Regions from separate parts of the Mus musculus genome. Here region 1 is linked to region 2. Evidence: chromatin loops called from intact Hi-C (ENCODE). Cell type or tissue: heart. All regions are shown on one strand. Links, peaks and the distances in the headings refer to the core of each region. The heading gives the core; the rest is flanking DNA.

What was found. A loop is a pair of places that touch in the nucleus more often than their neighbours do. Peaks named below come from ENCODE experiments on the same cell type or tissue, not always from the same donor. Only the 100,000 strongest peaks of a DNase experiment are listed, where the experiment ranks them.
Region 1: it touches region 2 in a loop (2.6-fold over the local background); 2 of 42 quality-filtered maps call a loop at or near these places.

Annotation. Positions count from the first base shown.
Region 1 is chr2:52,933,018-52,942,897 of GRCm38, reverse strand. The region is part of intron 1 of Fmnl2 (formin-like 2); the gene reads right to left. Among named protein-coding and RNA genes, the nearest start is that of Gm52511, 71 kb to the left of the region's middle. In heart, for the core only: no CTCF peak of the experiment used is centred there; no DNase peak of the experiment used is centred there; H3K27ac peaks cover 993 bases.
Region 2 is chr2:52,757,740-52,767,619 of GRCm38, reverse strand. No RefSeq gene overlaps it. Among named protein-coding and RNA genes, the nearest start is that of Stam2, 21 kb to the right of the region's middle. In heart, for the core only: a CTCF peak has its summit at 4,484 (motif pointing left); a DNase peak (open chromatin) is centred at 4,459; H3K4me3 peaks cover 334 bases.

The sequences.
Region 1 (9,880 bases), core at 2,745-7,744, 170 kb before region 2:
CTTTAATCCCAGCACTTGGGAGGCAGAGGCAGGCAGATTTCTGAGTTCGAGGCCAGCCTGGTCTACAAAGTGAGTTCCAGGACAGCCAGGGCTATACAGAGAAACCCTGTCTTGAAAAATAAAAACAACAACAAAGAAGCAGTTAGACATAGCTCTGTGATCCTCTAAACTTCAAATTAAACCCACACTATGTTAGGACAGCTGGGCCCTTTATTTCCATAGTAAGTTTATATATAACTTATTATACAATGTGACCTACTTACTTGGTCTGTTCTTCACTGCCACAACTAGTTCACCATTGCCTTCCACAACACAACATATAGAATCCTACACACAGCCATCACTTAAAACATTTTTGGAGTGACTTTGATCCACTAGTGTTCTAGCTTGCCTTCTGTGATGTGATAAACACCATGGCCAAAAGCAACTTGGGAAGGAGAAGGGCTTTTCCGCTTACAGGTTACAGTACATTATTGAGAGAAGGTAGGACAGGAGCTTGAGAAACCAATGGAATCTTGTTCCCAGGTTCACATCCAGGGACATTTCTTACACAGCCCAGACCCACTTGCCTAGAGATGGTGCGACCCAGAGTGGGCTGTTCCCCCCACCCCCGCAGCAATTAGCAATCAAGAAAATGGCCCCACAAGCCAATCTGATGGCAGCAATCCCTCAGGTGAAGTTCTCTCTGCCTAGGAGTAGCAAGCTGATAGCCAATGTTAGTCACTACAATGGCAAACCGCTCCCTAAATTTAACCAAAGCTGGCTCTAAAGAGAAGCATGAATATTCTCATTGACTGTTATCACTATTGCTTCTTAAAAGGGAAATTTAATAACATCCAGGATCCTTTTAAGAAAAGGACAGAAAAAGAAACGGTTTCCCTTATATATTCATAAGTTAAAAGGGTAAGGCGCATGAAGCAACACATTGGGTGTGATCTCATTTTGTCTTCTTTCAAAAGTGGTGTCTGCCCTGGAAATGGGACCAGAATCTATGAGAAGTAAGTGGATGAGATTGCACAAACTGTAACCCAAGCATCGGCCACATAGCCGACAGGAACCCTGCACAGAAAATTCTGGAAATTTCCAAACAAAAAGCTAAACTTCAAGAGATACTTTAATAACACTGGGGAAAGAAACTAGTTTGAAGAGGAAGTAGTCTCAGTACCTTTTGAAGCCCTTTCACATCACATGTTATTTTGAAAGTTTGGAAACTTCGTCTCCAATATAAGATATTTTGTTGCTGCTTTTTTTTTTTTTTTTAAGAAAACAATTATAGAAAGAGAAACTTTCAAGAAGTAACTTTTCGGCCAGGCAGTAGTGGCGCAAGCCTTTAATCCCAGCACTTGGGAGGCAGAGGCAGGTGGATTTCCAGAAACCCTGTCTCAAAAAAACAAAAACAAACAAGCAAAAAAACCCAAAAAACAAACAAAAAAAACCAACAACAACAAAAATAAAAACCAAGAATATAACTTTTCTCTGCTCTTCCTGCCATCTGACTCCCTAGTTCTCCACAGTACCTTTTAGGAGAGAGAGGCTAGAGTGCCAGTTCTCTTTGTGCTTGTTTTAGGGACTGCTGTCAATCATTTCTAGTTCCCAACCACCTGGCCAAAGCAGGAGAAATAAAGCAGGTGGATACAATCCTTGCCTAGCACAGGTAAGCGGAGGGCTGTAATTCAAAACTCCAGGCTTGCTATCACTAAGGACCTGGTAGGGCAGAGACTGGAAGGCAAAGCAGGAGGCATGCCTGTGTGCCTGATGGTTTATTTCCTCAGATGTATCAGTTGTGCTTAAAAGGACTGCTATTACAAATTCCTTCTAGGTTTCGTTCCTTTTTTAAAGATCATATATAAAGAAGGCACTGGATCCCACTACAGATGGTTGTGAGCCACCATGTGGTTTCTGGGAATTGAAGTCAGGACGTCTGGAAGAGCAGTCAGTGCTCTCAGCCGCTGAGCCATATCTCCAGCCCTCCTTCTAGGCTTCTTAAAAACCATTATCTGGCATGAACAGGTGATGGACTTGACCTTAAAGTATACATTCTTATGGTAGCTCAATTTAAAATCAGGAATTAGATATGAAAAACTTTTCTAAAACTATCCATTTTAAGTAAAATGCATTGTTGCTTTTTTAGGCCTCTTTGTATTTATGGTGTAGAAATACACCCTCATTTCAGTTGTCCATCTGGTCTTTACTAATTAAACCAGAAACACTATTTTCACCTATGATCAAAAGAAAACATTTTGGATCAAAGGTCAGTGATTAGACTTCCTGTGACTTGATGGAGATAAATTTAAAATCATACACAAAAACAGTTTTTGACCATCAAGAGTTAATGGTCACACTGTGTCTGCCTTGGAGCTAGGCACCTCCAGTGTGTGATCCCAACACTCCAGAGGCAGAAAGGATCAGGAGGGCAAGGTCATCCTTAGTGACATGATGAGTTCAAGGCCAACCTTCTGAGCGACAGGAGACCCTGCCTCACAAGGAAGAACATTATGTGACCATACCAGGAAGATTAATAGGCCAATTTCTACCACCAACAATTTTGTTGAAAAGCAATTCAGTTCAGCCATAGAGAACCTTACTAGAGAGGGACAGACAGAAGAGGGAGGAAGGGAGGGAGGGGGCCAATGACAGCTCAAGAATCATTATAGTGAAAAGAAGCCTCAGTTTCTCTTCCTCACCCTCTCTCTCCATCTCCACCTGCTCAGAACCACAGCACTGAAATATTTTTTATCTTCACGGTAATCGAAGAGATGAAAAAACACCTTGATCATCCCCAAAAGGATAAGCAGCCTCCACCATAAATCTGCCACATTGTACAGACAATGCTGACAGAGGCTGCGCTCAACCTGGGAGGCCAGAGAGTCCTCCATAGAGCAGTGCTGAGAGGCACCGTATGGTCTAGAGTATTAGACCAGAGACATGGGTGAGGATTCTCCTGGGAACCATCAAGAATCACAGACTGGAAACAAAAAAGGGCTCAAAAGTTGCACCTTTGCTTACTTTAACCTAAGTTACAGATACCATGTAACTAAAACTCCAAGGGAGCGGGGAGCACTTGAAAGAAAATGGCCCCCACAGGTTCATACGTTTGAATACTTGGTTGCCAGTTGGTGGAACTCTCTGGGTGGCCTTGTTACAAGAGGTGTCACTGAGAGTGGGGCTTTGACGTTTCAAAAGGCTCAATGCTATTCCAAATGTGTGCTTTGCCGCCTGCTTGTGTTGAGGTCTGAGCTCTCAGCTGTTCCTGTCACCAAGGCTTTGCTCTGCCATCATGGACTCTAACCTGTTGAGATGCTGACGTGTTGATCTTTTATAAATTGCCTTGGACATGCTGTTTTACCACAGCCATGGAAATCCTAACGAAAACAAGAAGATCACAGGAAAACACCATCTACAAACAGGACTGTTGAGCTGCAACTGATTTGGGTCTAATATAGCAGTTTGTTGTGTTATTATAAAATGGTATATAAGGATGGGGGTATTAGCAGCTTAGAGGTAGAATGTTTGTCTAGAAATTAGAGTCCCCGGTTTCAATCCAGAGGGGAAGGGAAAGAGAAAGAGATAAAACTGTACATATAATAGTATTCTTTTATCTCAGATGACAGTGCTAACAACTATTAGAATGTTACATAGTAAACAGCACACTACTACAGCTGCCTTTTACAGAAATTTAACAAGAATTTCTGTTTCAGGCATTCAGGTAAGAACCCTGTCTGACCTCTGTTATCTAGAAGCTCACAACAGAGGACAACCACCAGGACAATCACTGGACTCCCAATCAGGCCAAACGACCTCAGGTAGCTGCCTCTATGATCCCAGCACTGAACACGCACAACTTCTGTCTTAGCAAGGCCTGTACCTACTGCTTTATACCTAAGTAAAAGTCCCCGTGGTGGGCCTTCAGGGGGAAAAGGCAGAGAAACTTAAGTCAGAAAACCAAACTTTATCTGACCCTTCCAGGACTTTGGAAAGTTGATTTAACTACTCAGGTTTCAATGCCTACAGGGATAAAATGAGCAGATGGCTTCTGAAGACTTCCTTCAAGTTCCTTTCAGCCCCACCAGCCTCTCCTAATTTACAGCTAGATAAAGCAAAGCTGCCAGACGAAAAGGTAGAAGGTGAATAAGCATTTGAAACCTGGCACCCTCTCATCAACTCTGCAGACTGATTTTCCTCGGGAACTGAAATGTGACACCACACCCTGTGGAAGACAGAAAGGAATGTCTGGATTCCTGATCTCCACAAACTTCTGAAAATAACTTATAAACACACAGGCACGTGTGCACTTGTGCATAAACTGGTTAAATCAGAACAAGACAGGAAGAACCTAGTGACCATGTGGCTGTCACGAGTGAAAAGGAAGATGGGTGAGAAGCTGAAACCAGAAAGGTCAGTGTGTAAAATTTAGCAGGAAGAAGTATTTCATGACTCATCAAGTACTGGAACCCACAGCTAGTGCTTTAGTGACACCTAGTTTAAATGTCACAGTGTAGGAGGTGACTATCTCCTCTGCATGAGTAAGACCACCACAACCACATGACAGACGCTGTCCACAGCATAAGAAATGTCCACCCTAAGGAGACAGAGGTTGAACTTATCTACACGGTGACTTTTTATACTACCAAAACTGTCTATGTACAAACAAGAACATCTCTCCAATTAGGCATCTTGGCCTTAAGTATCAAGAGCTTCCCAGGCCTTGTCCCATCATCCCTTTGACAATGCTGTCATTTTGAGCCAGTACAGCTCCACAGAAGCAAGCCACACAACCTGCAAGTTAATCATATCACTGCTTATACTCAGATAAAGAAATTCAGAAAGATCAGAAATACCTGACTCCAAAGCCACACTGCCACTTGGTTATTTATTCCTCAGAGCATGGTCCCTTGAGGGGCATTGTCGCTCCAGTAACAAGAAGTACCTCTCCACCAGGCCAGGTCATTGGCAATGTTTCCAAAGCTCTTCGGATGAAGTGCAGCTAGGCTGGATATACAGGTACATGTGCACACACCCCAGAGGTCAACAGGCTTGCTTGGAAATTCTGTCAGAAAGACTTCCCTGACTCGCCAGGCATCCTCAGCCACCAGCATCCAACACAGGTGTCCAAAATGGCTGCTGTTGACTTTATAAATTAATGATGCAGAATCTTGTGTCTGAGTTTTATTTTGATAAGTATGTGATCCCAAACCAGGCCACACAGTAGCACAAGAAAAATGAGAGTGGGATTTTCAAACTCGGCAGAATTCTAACTTCTCATACAGTCCTGCAGTTCACACGCTGGTCCCAGAATACCCTCTCTTGATTGGACAATATGGCTGTCAAAAGTTAAGAGGCTCCGAAATGGATGGAAATCTGCCTGAAGCAATGGTTTCCTTTCTGGTGAAGAATACACCCATCAGAATAAAAAGTAGCAGCCCAAGGAGAAAAAGTGACAAATTAATTAATTAATAAACATAGCAAAGACTGACAGAAAAGTGCAAAGAGTTGAGTTTTCCCATGCCAGAATGTCCTGACAACTACTATTCACGAAATGAAACTGCAGTTCTTCTGAAACCTTTTGAAAGCCAGTGGATAGAGAAACACTAAACAAGCTCACGTGGTTAAGTTTTCTCTCTGAAGCCAACAAGGAACTGTCAACAAGATTCCCATCTTCCACATTCCCATTTGCAGGGAGAGCTGGTTTTGATCCACAGTCAGTCACTGCACACCTCTACAAGCCTGCCCAAAATACCAGCACCCAGGGAGATCCAAAGATCATCTGCCTAAACAGAGAACCTGTCCCAGGCCTCAGAGCAGGCAAGGTCAGTGGGCACATTGGCAAACTGAATACTGGAACCATTTGCTGGAAAAGAGGAGGACTGAAGTGGGGTAAGGACAGGCGCTGGGGTCAGCCCTTCTTACAGATCATTCCCAAATTTCTAAGGCGTTGAAGAGAACATTGTGACCACAACACAGATCATACCTCAAACAACATATACCCTAAGGTAAGAGCCTTCTAGCACGGCATCTTATGTTCACTATAGAAACTAGAAGTTCACTGAAACATGTTTCATGCTCTAACATAGGCTAACATACAAACACTAACATAGAAGGAAAATGGTGAATTATGGGACGAATCTCAGATGATTGACAAGGGCCATGAACACCAACAGGATAGATTAATTGGACCATTGATCAGGGACAACACTTCTTGAATCAGACTGGCTCACTCTATCCTGCTCTGATGCCTGCCATCTCCCCCCCCCCTCACTCTGTGCTCACTGAGGGCCTTAGCATACTTAGAAACGCATATTTTCATCCCTTACTTGTCATTACTAGTGTGTGGCAGGAGCCAAGTCAGCTACCTTGCCCATCTTTTTGCTTCCTCATCTGTAAAATGCCAAAAATAAATAAAGAGTACCCAAATGGGGTCTTGGGCAGTAAAAGAGGACTGGGGCCCTAACCCCCATGCCTCAGGCCCTGGGTTCTATCCAGTAAGATGCGGCTGTGCAAAGTGAGAATATGAACATTCCTATTCCAGAGAGCACTTGAGTTCATGAATTAAATGAATTAATTTTCATAAAACATTTTTAAAGAGTGCCTGACATTAGGTGAGTAATGTCACCTTTGATTAGAATAAAAGTTAAGTTTTTAAATGATTTCTTCCTCTGGCAATAAGTCACCAGGCATCATAAAAGTCAAGTTTAAAAATGAGAGCCAGGCGTAGCAATGCACGCTTGTAATTTCAGCACTTGGGAGGAAGAGGTGGGAGGATCGGGAGGACTCCGAGGCTAAACACTGAGGATTCCAGGCCAGCCTGGGTAGGTGATATCCCATTGCAAAAAGGAGTTAACACAGCTGTTGCAAGGTTTCTCTGGGGGAAATGAAAATATTCTAAAATTAGACTGTGGTGGTAATGACACGACTCTATAAATCTATTACACTTTAAAGTAGGTCAGTTTTATAGCAAAGTATACTTCAATAAAGTAGTTCTTAAAACAGCCCGTCAAATAGGTGTTTCTTACACATAAATAAGACCCTATGGTACACCTTCTGTCATAATAACAGAAATCAACACTCATACCTAGTTGGGATGAGAATCTAGGGTGTCAATTCCCTATCCCTGGGGTAGGTGGTCTTCAGGCAATAACACGGTAGTAATAGCCACGAGTGTGGAACATTCATGATCTTGTCACATGAGGCACCCAGACTTTGGCAAGCAGCAATGTGTAGAAAAGAAAAAAGAAAAAAAGAGTCCCAAGATAGCCCGCAACTTCTGGGAAGGATGCTTCATTCAACCTCAAAACGATGTAAGAACTTGATACTTGATAGCTAGGAAAGCACGCCTCAACAAGAATGTACTTTCCCTGAATTTCTTAAGCATCTTCCGGAGAAGCTGTGAGCACTGCACTGTGACCCCCACATCAAGAGCTCAGACCATGTGAGACTGGCGACGGTGATTTCAAATCACCCCATACAGCCTACGACAGCTTCTTCTCACCTCTCCAAAAGCTAGTTCCTCCTCTGTAAAACTACCTGTTTCCTAAGTGTTCCTAAGTGTAGGAGGCATCCCAACTGAGGTGCGGTAATAGCAGTTACTTTATGATGTAATTATATATAAACATAAACCCACACAATGCAAAACAGCAAGGCCACCAATGCTTTTTATTAATTTCTGTTTACAGCACTTCTGTGACAGCAATCCTTGGTAATACTTCTCTACTCCCCATAGTTTACCCAGTATAAAAGGAAATTAGCTCCATAGTGGTAGCCAATGTTCAACAATAGGAAGACATGCTGATGACAGAACCCAACCACGCCATACTCGTTCAAGTTCCAAGGTGAATTTTGGATTCTCATAAGTATTTGAAACAAGCCACTTGAAGAATTTGGGAGTCTGAATGGTAGGTAGTGGTACCTACCATTAGCCATACTGGCACACTACACATAGTTCAGAGGCACTGAGAGCCCCACCCTCTGCAGGCCTATGGACACTCTCTTACATCTCTGAATTATAGATTAGTTTCTCAAGGCACGTGTGCACTGATTTCAATGACCTCACATTTTATGTGCCGGCTAGTAATTGTCCACAAACACACTCATGATGCTGTGGTGCTCACATTCTGTCTCCACTCCTTACGCCGTCACAGAGGAAGGAAGATAATTGGTGGTTGGCCAAGTACTTGACAAGACAGCTTGAGAGCGAAGCAAATCACTTCAGGGTCCAGGAGTAGCCCACAATTTTGTTGTTAAAAACTCTGAAGCAGTTCAACTGACTTCCTAGCCAGACACTTTGCAGTGATGCTTGCCTGGGATTCTATCACTTGGGAGTTGGAAGCAGGAGGACCAGGAGTTCAAGGCCATCCTCAGCTACATATTACATTCAAGGCTAGCCTGAACTGGGAGGAGCAGGAAAGGAGAGGGGCATGGAATGAGGGGAAGAGAGAGGGTTAATATCCAAATATGTAGGTAGGTATCATCATCACTTCTACCACCATGGACCAAGCCCTCAGCGTCCATTTAATTTATTCTTCTCTTTGTTCTAGTCTGCAAATCTCCATACAATCAACCAACCAGGATGAGGTGGAAGCTCAGAGCTTGTCTGTCAGCCAATTAGGTTTCAGATGGGTGTGGTCGGCTCTATCTCAGACCTTTATGAGCTCAAACCAACACCCACGTGACCATACTGAACCATGCATGACCATACTGAACCATACATGACCAACCATATATACTGCACAGAGCACTCCTCACCTGCAGTGTAAGGCTGGCACCTATTCAGAAGGGAAAGGACATCCTTTCCCCCCACTTACATTTTAAGTAACACTTCACTTCTGCAACTCACTTCTCACAAGTAATTCACTTTGCTCTTAAGCATCCCATGTACTCTGAAAAATTCTCCTTACACTCAAACTTGTCTTTCCAGAAAGCATTCTTAGGCCAGTGAGCTGCTCTGGCATTTGCCAGCAAGCCTGATAACCTGAGCTTGGTCCCTAGGGTCCTCCTGACACATGTTTCCCACCCTTCACAAGCCTGCTGTGGCCCATCTTGACCATGAGAGTGTACAGACATGCAAACACATGGACACGTGAGCAAGTGGAGTAACTGAATGTAAAAAAATTAAAGCCATCGCTGTTTCACTATTCTCTCTTCAATAAGGTGGTATTTAGTCAGCACGCTGTCTGAGGTATCTGTTAATGGGTCTCTTCAAGATGCTTTTTCAAAGGCCTTTCATGCAATCATTTCATTGGCCTTGTAGAATTGGCTTTGACACAAGGGCTAATGGAGCTAAAACTTTTCCTCCCCCTCTAAGTTCTTCCTAACGACTTATAAATGCCTAAGCCTCAGGGAAAACATAAAAAAAACTGATGGCTCTGCCTTGATGCCTGGCTCTCGCCTTGGCCTAATCCATCTCTGTCCCACCAGAAACTTGCCTTCTACAGCCAGATGCTGTCCACATTTCAGAGCATCCAGCAAATATGCTCACTAAATAGCTGCTTATAGGCCACAGGAAGCCCCCGTCTCCTCGTGGTATCTATAGTCTCAGTCCTATCCTTGCCTTTCAATCATCAAGCCCCTGTTCACAGCCTTGCTTCAAACAAGACAACTTCAAGATGGACCCCAGAAAAAGAAATCTGTAGACGGTTAACTGACGGCACACTATATTTGCTTTTGCTTTTGTTGTTGTTGGGTTGGTTGGTTGGTTAGTTTTTGAGATAGGGTTTCTCTGTGTAGCCCTGTCTGTCCTGGAACTCATTCTGTAGACCAAGCTGGCCTCAAACTCAGAGGTCCAGATGCCTTCTGAGTTCTGAGACAAAAGGTGAGCACTATTACCACCCAGCTTCCATGTTTAAGTTTAAAGCATTCTTGGGCCAGCAGGTAGTCATTGCCAAGT
Region 2 (9,880 bases), core at 1,975-6,974:
AACCTATAAACTTTCTTGGATTTACACGATTTGCTTAGGAGTTTTCCCGACTCTTGACAGGTGCTCAGGGGAAAATGAAAGGAGACAGCCAAACAAAAAAGTAGGGAAGGAAGGGAGGAAGGAAGAAGGGAAGTTAGGAAAGCAAGCATCAGAGGCTCTTTTGAATTAAAGTATTAAAGACATTAAAGAAAGAAATCTTACCTCCTGCTTGTTGGCTCACCCTGTTGTAGGTGCAGATCAGAGTCCAGAGTGCATTTACTGAGATTTCCAGGTCCTGTGTCACAGAACAAAGAACTGAACCAGGGACACATTGATCATGGTAGACATAGGCACAGTATATCAAGAAAGAAAGTGCTCTCAAGTGAGGAGGTGGGCCAGAGGGCTGGGGCGGGTAGAAGCTCTCGAGGTGCTCAGCCATCAAAGCACTAAGCACTTGCGTCTTATTTACATGGCGCCCACATTTGGAGCTCCCAGGCTTCTCTCATGCATGCTCTAGTTCTTCATTTCTCCACGTGACTCTCCTGCTTTCAGGACTCCCAATTCCCTCCCCCACAGGGCTACATTGAGTGAATCCCCTTTCTTTGTTCTTCATCATTACTTGTCTCTGAAGCTGATGTACCGGGACAGGTGGCCAAGCCGTACCTACTTGGTATGATACCAACATAGCTTTTGTTCTAAAGCTCCATTGTGCTCTAAACGAAAAGAATCTGAGGTAATTTTGACGTATGTGAGGGGTAGCTTATAAGCCAATTTGATACCGTGCTAATAATATATAAATGCGAACATACATGTAGATAACATGTGCACACACATAGCCATACATAAAAACAGGCCAAGGAGCTGAGGGATGGCTCTGCAGTCAGGAGATGGTTGCTCTTGCTGAAGATCTGAGTTTGGTTCCCAGAACTGACATGGTGGCTCACAACTATTTGTAACTTCAGTTCCAGAGGAACTGATGCCTTCCTCTGCCTCTGTGGTCACTCTATGTGTGAGGTGTGCTGTCATACAGATAGGCAAAACACCCATACATATAAAATAAAAATTAATAAATCATAAAAAAAGGCCAAGATACTCCAAACTTTTTAGCTTCCATTGAGCTGTCATTGCCATTTTTAAGGCAGAATGCTGATCTGATATTTATTCCATAACATTAAGTAATTCTTTTTTGTTTTTACATTAAGTAATTCTTAATTCAAAATCCACATTTTACAAAAAGGCAGAGTTTAATGAAATGAAAAAAAAAAAACAAAGACTACATGAGATAAAGAACTGTTTTTTAAAACAACAACAAAACCCTAAACAGATTAACACTCCCTTACCCAAATTAAACAAAAGAAAGAAAGACCCAAATTAGTAAAATTAGAGATAAAAGAGAAGCCATTACAACAGCTACCAATGAAATTCAGAGAAACTTTAGGTCTACATGTCAAAGCGCATAATCCACAAATTTGAAAAAGTATAAGAAATGAATGAATTTCTAGATGCATATGACCAACCAAAGCTAACAAAAATGAAACAAACCAGTGAAGGTGGAGAGATGACTCAGTAGGGGAGGACACTTGCTCCTCCAGAGGACCTGAGTTTAGTTCCCAGCACCCTTGTCAGAAGGCTCACAACTGCCTATTAACCTCCAGCTCCAGCAGATCCAAAGGCTTCTACTGTACCTGCACACCCAGACCCGAGCCTTCACAGACCTGAGCCTTCACAGACCTGCACATACAGACCTGAGCCTTCACAGACCTGAGCCTTCACAGACCTGCACACCCATATGCACATGAATAAAAATAAAGATGAATTATAAAGAAATAACCATGTAAACAGATTTATAAGAAGTAGTTAGACTGAAGCAGTAACTTAAAATCTTCCAATTAAGACAAGGTCTGGGCCCAGATAGATTCACTGGTGAGTGTTAGCAAACCTTCAAAGAAGAATTAACACCAGTGCCTCTCAAACTACACCATAAACAGCAAAGGAAAAGACATTACCACATCCTCATTATGAATCTAGTATTAGTTAGATCAAAAGCAGATAAAGATAGAGAAATAACAAAAAGAAAACTACAGATCAATTTCCCTGATGAACACAGATGCAAAATGTCTCAACAAAATACTTGCAAACCAAATTCGAGAACATCTGTGGTAGTTGAATAAGCATGTCCTCCATAGGCTCATATATTTGAATACTTCGTTTTCGGGAGTGGCAGTATTTAGAAGGATTAGGAGGCGTGGCCTTGTGGGAGGAAGTGTGTCACAGGGGGTGGGCTCTGAGGCTATAGAAACCAGGCCCAGTGGCTCCTTCCCTACCCACTTCCTGTTGTCTGTGAATCCGGATGTAAAACTCTGCAGCGCCACATCTGCCTGTGTACTTTCAGGTTGTCCTCCATGCTGATGCTGACTAAACCTCTGGGACTCCAAAGCCAGCCCCAATTACATGTCTTCCTTTCTAGAATTGCTGTGGTCATGGTGTCTCTTCTCAGCAATAGAACACCAACTAAGATAGCATAAAAAAGATTGTTCACCATGATCAAGTTGATTTTTTATCTCAGAGATGGACATATGGCTCAATAGATGTAAATCAACAAATGCTGCAAACTTCACCAAATGAACTCAAAGACAGGAATCACATGATCATCTAAGTAGAAACGGAACAGGCTTTTGAAGAAATCCAGTGTTGCTTCTTGTTAAAAGTCCCAAAGCTCAGGGCATGGTGAAGCATGCCTTTAACTCCAGCATGGCTGGCAAAAATCCGAGTTAGCGGCCAAGCTGATGTACATGTGGCAAGATTCAGGACAGCCAGAGCTAAAAAAACCCTGACTCAAAAAAAAAAAAAAAAAAAAAAAAAGTCTTAAGAAACTCAGAATAGAAGGACCACATCTCGATATAATGAAAGCTATATATGACAAACCTATAGCCATCATTTTCTAAAATGAGGGGGAAATCACTGTATTTCCATTTATTGTGATAAAGATAAGAATGTTCATCTTCTTAACTCTTGTTCGATATACTACTGGAAGTTTTAGCCAGAGCAATCATGCAGGGGAAGCAAGCAAAAAAGATGCAGGCAGGAAAAGAAGAAGCCAACACACATCTCTAGTGCAGATGATATAACTTTGTATGGAAGAGACCCAACATGCAAGAGTCCCTAAAGACTCCACCAGAAAATTTCCAAAGATTATTTGAGAATGTCATACATATATACAATGTATTTTGATCATATCTACCCCCATATTCCCACTCCTGATCCCAACTTCAACTTCATCACCTCCTCCCCCCGCCCCCACAGTAAAATAACTCACAGAGTCCCGAGTCTAATTAGCACTAATCATAGGCATATGGGTGTGGGCCACTTACTGGAACATGGACAATTTATCAGTGGCAGTGGTACCCCAAATGGAGGAGGTGTCTCCTTTCCTCAGCAGCCATCAGCAGCCTACAAACCACTCAGCCAGGAGTTTAGCCATTTGAGTCTCTCCCACTCGTCCAAGCTGGAATCCTCGCTGGTCTGGTGCCGGTAACCAACCGCAGCTCCTGGGTAAAACGGTCATGTCATGTCCAAAGGTTGCGTTTTACAGCACCCCTTCCAATCCTCTGGCTCTTACACGATTTCCCTTTTCCTGTGACATGCGCCGAGCCTTAGCCGCGCACATCTACGGATATGAACATACCAAGAAGGCAGTTTAACAACACGATCATTAGGCAAAACAGCAATAATCCGTTCCAGTACACTGCTCTTAAGATTTTGGTCTCAGGGGAAAAAAAAAAAATCTTTTTAATGAATTTTTAATTGAGCTTAAAAAAAATGTGATCTCAATAACTCTTTTTGTTCCCAAGAATTACTGAATCTTTACATTTGAAACTAAAGTGGAGAAATGTCAAAAATATTTACATACTGATTCATTAAAAAGTAATTAGCACATTATATGTCACCATAATAAATTTTTATAAAAAATTCAAAATTAAACAAATTTAGTACAAAAAAAAAAGTCATCTTACTTTTTTTTTTTTTTTTTTTTTGAGAAATTTCACATCTGGCTTAATGGAAAACAGCTGCATTCTGAAGACTTCATTTGCATCCAATATGTGGCAAACGTGTTATTTTGGTTCAAGCAAATGAGGGAAATCTAGCCTTTCGCAAATATGTAGTTGGAAATAAAGAAGTGCTTAAAAACCTTTACAGAAAACTAGAAATACAATTGGCAGGGTTTCAACGGTAAACAGCAGAGAGGAATCTGAAACCGTATCAGGAACTGGAGAGACGCCTGAGCCTTTGAGAGCACTCCACTGCTTGGGTGTGTGTGCGCCTTTAACTCCCGCAGGGAAACCCAGGTTAGCCTACTCTCCATGGAGAGCTCCGCAGCCAAAGAGACATAGTCAGACTCCGTCTCAAATAAGGAAAGAGAAAACATCAAAAGATCAGAGGATGCAAGTTTGGTCTCAGCACCCACGTGGCTAAGTCCAGTTCCAGGGATCAGACGCCCTCTTCTGGCGACCTCAGGTACTGTACTCCTGTGCACAAATCCACCTCACCCCACTCACACACACATAATACACATAATTAAAAATAAGATAGAGATGTGTTTCAGACCCGTATCAATGGTCTTTTCATACCGTGTCACGAAAACTCATCTGGCTTCTTTTGCTTTCTGAGAGGATCTGCTTTCAGGAACTCCAAGAATCACTGTTCTTTGGAAACCTTCTGTATTTTTCGGTTGTGAAATGTACTTGGAAATTTATTTTTATTCAGGCAGGGCAAGTGCAGCTAATCACGAGATGTTCGCCACTGAAAAGCCAATGTGCACCTGTGAACTCCACTTTCTCAGGAAGTCGAGGCAGAATTGCCGCAGCTCAGAAACTGAAGCCAACTTGGTTTTTTAAAAGGGGAAGGGGTGGAGGAGAAGAGGAAGATGGAGAGGGGAAGGGAAAGTTTATTTTTTACAGCTCGAAAGAAGAAAGGCAGTTTAGTTCAATATAAGGCTAGGTGGTCAGCCCCGGGGAATTTAGGTGGAGGGAAGGTGGCAGACAGGGCCTTGCCTGGACTTAAGACTGGCTTTTTTGCATCAGAGGTATGAATATAGGAGTGTTGTCTGCTCTCTTTAGGAACTGGACACTTCTACAAAGGACAGCCCCCGCCACCCCCCCCCCCCCTGGAGTGACAAGGCTGCAACTTATCAAAACACCATGTAATATAGAAAATGAAAACCATGATTAATAGACTCCTCAAGTTGGCTTCATTGCTTTCTCATAATATACCAGAGACATTTCTCTTTCCATTTTCATAATTGTTAATCCTTATATTTATTTTATCCCTTTGAACTTTTATTGCCCATCGAAAACTGAGCTCCAAGCTCCTCTGTATTTTGAAGACTTTCCTAATGATAATCATATATTGCTTTGCATCACTACTCAAATTGTCTCATGTGGTTATTTAACGTTTCATGGATAAGCTATGTCTCTCCGACTAGACAATGTCTTGAGATCAGCAACCTCATGGCATACTGTTCAATACTGCTGAGATCTTCCGGAGGGTCTCTCTTTATTGGGTAAACCTTCAGCCATTGCGTAGGAACACACCCCTAGCTTTCTTGCTCTGTCTAGCTGGGCCGTTCCCATCTCTCTGGATCTTTACTTACTTGGTTGCCTCTGTGGTCTTTCCCTTTGGACTAGATAGGTGTTTATCATTGCGCCTCTGGTGATGCCCTTGCCTCCACATGTATTCTGAGTTGTTCCTCAATTTTCCTTTGGGTTGTAGGAACAGTTAGATAGATACAGAGTCTGTTATTGTGGACCTTGTACAAATTTGTGTGGCATTGTGGCTCCAAAGTCTATTCTATCACAGTTTCCAATGCTTTGAAAATTCTCATTCATGGTGGTGTCATTGAAGTAACACTTTAAAGATTTGTGATTATTATTTTTTGATTGTATATATAAGTGTGTGTATGTGGGTATGTGCATGTGAGTGCAACTCCTGAAGAGGCCAAAAGAGGGAGCTATAGCCTCTGCTGCTGAAGTTACAGGCAGTTGCGAGGGCCTGACTGAGGGCACTGGAAATCAAACTCGGGTCCAGTTACAAGAGCAGTTCATACTCTTAACCCCTGAGCCATCTCTGTACAGCCCAAATAATCAAAACTTTAAAGAGCATCCTCAGATTTTTTTTTCTGCATCCGTGCATTGTAGTAACTTTAAGATAACTCATCGACATATCTAAACAGCCTGTTTTCATTGTCTATCACACCCTCTAAGTCTTTGCCTAAAAGAAACTTGAGGACCGGAGCTAGAGAAAGTATCCAAGGAGCTAAAGAGATCTGCAACCCTGTAGGTGCAACAACATTTTGAACTAACCAGTACCCCGGAGCTCTTGACTCTAGCTGCATATGCATCAAAAGATGACCTAGAGGTTGGTGAGATGGCTCAGCAGGTAAGAGCACCCAACTGCTCTTCCGAAGGTCCGGAGTTCAAATCCCAGCAACCACATGGTGGCTCACAACCGTCCGTGACGAGATCTGACTCCCTCTTCTGGAGTGTCTGAAGACAGCTACAGTGTACTTACATATAATAAATAATAAATCTTTAAAAAAAAATGACCTAGTCGGCCATCACTGGAAAGAGAGGCCCATTGGACATGCAAACTTTATATGCCCCAGTACAGGGGAACGCCAGGGCCAAAAAGTGGGAATGGGTGGGTAGGGGACTGGGGGGGAGGGCATGGGGGACTTTTGGGATAGCATTGGAAATGTAATTGAGGAAAATATGTAATAAAAAAAACATTTAAATAAATTAAAAAAAAAAAAAGAAACTTGAGGACCAAGGCTAAAACTCACTTATATAGTATTTACCTAGCATTCATAAGTTCCTGTGAGGCCCTGGATTTAATTCCAGAACCCCACTTTTCACCCCCCAAAAAGAAGACTTGAAAGTCATCTCAGAGCTGGACGTGGTGGCGCACGCCTTTAATCCCAGCACTTGGGAGGCAGAGGCAGGAGGATTTCTGAGTTCAAGGCCAGCCTGGTCTACAAAGTGAGTTCCAGGACAGCCAGAGCTATACAGAGAAACCCTGTCTCGAAAAAAAAAAAAAAAAACAAAACAAAACAAAAAAAAAAAAGAAGAAAAAAAAAGTCATCTCAGCTTTATTTGCCTTGACTAATTAGCCCTACTTGAAAGAATAACATGAAGCCAATGTTGGCATCTCACAAATGGCATAACTGAAAAAAATGTACCAACCAAAGGATAACTGTGAAAGTTTAGAAATTATCCTTCCTGCAGCTGGCTCAGTATTACAACTTGGTTAGAAACAGCTAGAAACAGTTTACAAGACTTTAAAACTAAGCAGGTATACTGAGGGATATCTAAAGAAAAAAAGAGGTTTTTTTTTGTTTGTTTGTTTGTTTTTTTGTTTTTCATTTGCTCAAATCCCAGATCCTTTTATAAATACAAATATAGAAACACCTTTTTCTGACAGGAGGCTAAAACATTAACAGATGTGCAGTATTTATATTCTTAATCATTTATCATTTAGCTGGCATACTGTATTTTAGTGTGTGTGTGTGTGTGTGTGAGATGTGAGGGCGTGAGTCACATTGCTTGTGTGAGGTCAGAAGAGAACTTTTGAGATTTGGTTGATTCCTTGCCTTCTAGGTTCTGGTGATGTAATCCAGGTTGTCAGGCTTGCAAGGCAAGCACCTTTATCCTCCGAGCCATCCCGCTGACTGGGATGTATGGGTCTATTCTCTAATAAGGGATAAGGCTGGAGTCTGTTAGTGTTCTAAATCAGTTTGAAAGGAAAGTTTCGTTTTGATTAAGTAGAAGATGTAGACTTACGATTAAATGTTAGTTTCCAAATAGTAATTAAGAAATAGATCAAAGCAGGGCGGTGGTGGCGCACGCCTTTAATCCCAGCACTCAGGAGGTGGAGGCAGGCGGATTTCTGAGTTCGAGGCCAGCCTGTTCTACAAAGTGAGTTCCAGGACAGCCAGGGCTATACAGAGAAACCCTGTCTTGGAACCCCCCCCCCCCAAAAAAAAAAACCTAAAAGAAAAAAAAGAAATGAAATAGATCAAGCCGGGCAGTGGTGGCACATGTCTTTAATCCCAGCACTCGGGAGGTGGAGGCAGGCGGATTTCTGAGTTCGAGACCAGCCTGGTCTACAGAGTGAGTTCTAGGACAGCCAGGGCTACACAGAGAAACTCTGTCTCGGAAAAAACAAAAAAGAAAGAAAGAAAGAGAGGAAGAGAGGAAGAGAAAAGAGAGAGAGAGAGAGAGAAAGGAAAGAAGGAAGGAAGGAAGGAAGATTGATTAAGGCTGAGAGCTGCACTAATTTATGTAACTTTAATGATATTCCTTTTCAGTGTTTAAGGCTCTGCCCTATCATTGGCAGTGGGGGTGTGATGTTTGCATACCATCCTGTATTATCTATGAAAATTTCACTCCATATACATAGTTAATATCTCCATATACATAAAGTTAATATCTTATATTATGGGAAACCGAGAACTCCAATCATCCTAAATTTTACAATCTGATTCTAGGAGCAGTAGAGATGGCTCAGAGGTTAAGAGCACTTTTTGCTCTGGGTTCAGTTCCCAGCACCCACATATCAGCTCACAGCTGTCTGTAATTTCAGTTGCAGAGGACCTGATACCCTTCTTGGCTACCCTGATCACCAGGCCTTCACATGTGCACACATATTCATGCAGGCAGCACACATACACATAAGATAAAAACTAAATCTTAAAAGGAAAAAAAAAAAAAGTGCTTGCTCATTTCGTGACTCGAAGGCTTTCACTGACGCCCCCTGCTGGACTTATCGAGGGCTTGGTGGCTCGCTGCTGAGATGTGTGCATGGGTTGTGTGGGCCCTCAGGAAGCACTGAAAGGCAGTCCTGATAGCAACGCAGAAGCAAGTCGGGAGGGCTGGACTGACTCGAATGATTGTTGAACGTGTTGCCAGCAGAAGTGTCAATCAGAAAGATGCCGGAGTGAACAGGGTTTTGGGAGTGAGAAGAGAGATCGGAGTTACCCAGCGTTATCAGGTAGGTCGAGCAGATACTTTGCAGAGGTATGCAGGAGACACCCACACAGGTTCCTCATTAAGTTCCAGACTCCACAGAGACCCCCAAGAAGGCAAGTGATGCCTACTGATGACATCAAAGCTCCCGGGGGAACCGTTATGTTCATAGCCATTCATTAGGCCACATTGATGTGCACATCCACGGAGTCCGACACATAAAATAGAATTATTATATCTGGCACACTGATGTACTATGGTTTGAATTTTTGATGGGTAAACAAAATTTATATCCTTTTAGGGTATTTTGCCCTTAAGATAAAAGTGAAAGGTATAAAGTAAAAAGTATACATATACCTTTTAGAAACACACACACACACACACACACACACACCATGCAGACTAGACTAGAGTTCTACACAGCCCAATGTCCCTAGTCTCAGACACTACTGAATTGGCAATTTCCCTTCATTACAAAGAACCAACTAACAAGAGTAAGAATAAAATTGTTCACTTGGGAGAATAAAGCCTAAGTTACATATGTATTAATAACATGATGGCTTAGGGGAAAAAATCACTTATGCCCGAGAAAAGGATTTTGGAATTTTGAAGTCAGTTTCGAGAACTTAAGTCTATACTTAGCACTATCAAAAAAATTACTAGGAACCAAAATGAGAAACATAATCCTACCTGATCTAAAACGACATCACAGCTCTTCCTAGGATGTTTCATGCAAAAATAGGGCTACACTAATTCTCCAAAAGGCTCAATAACAATAAAAATCTAACACAGGGAATCCAGGCTAGATGAGGGATAAATACCAGTGTTTTTTAATTTAGGTGCTGGGGGGTTAAACCCAGGGCCTCATGTGCTCTACCGCT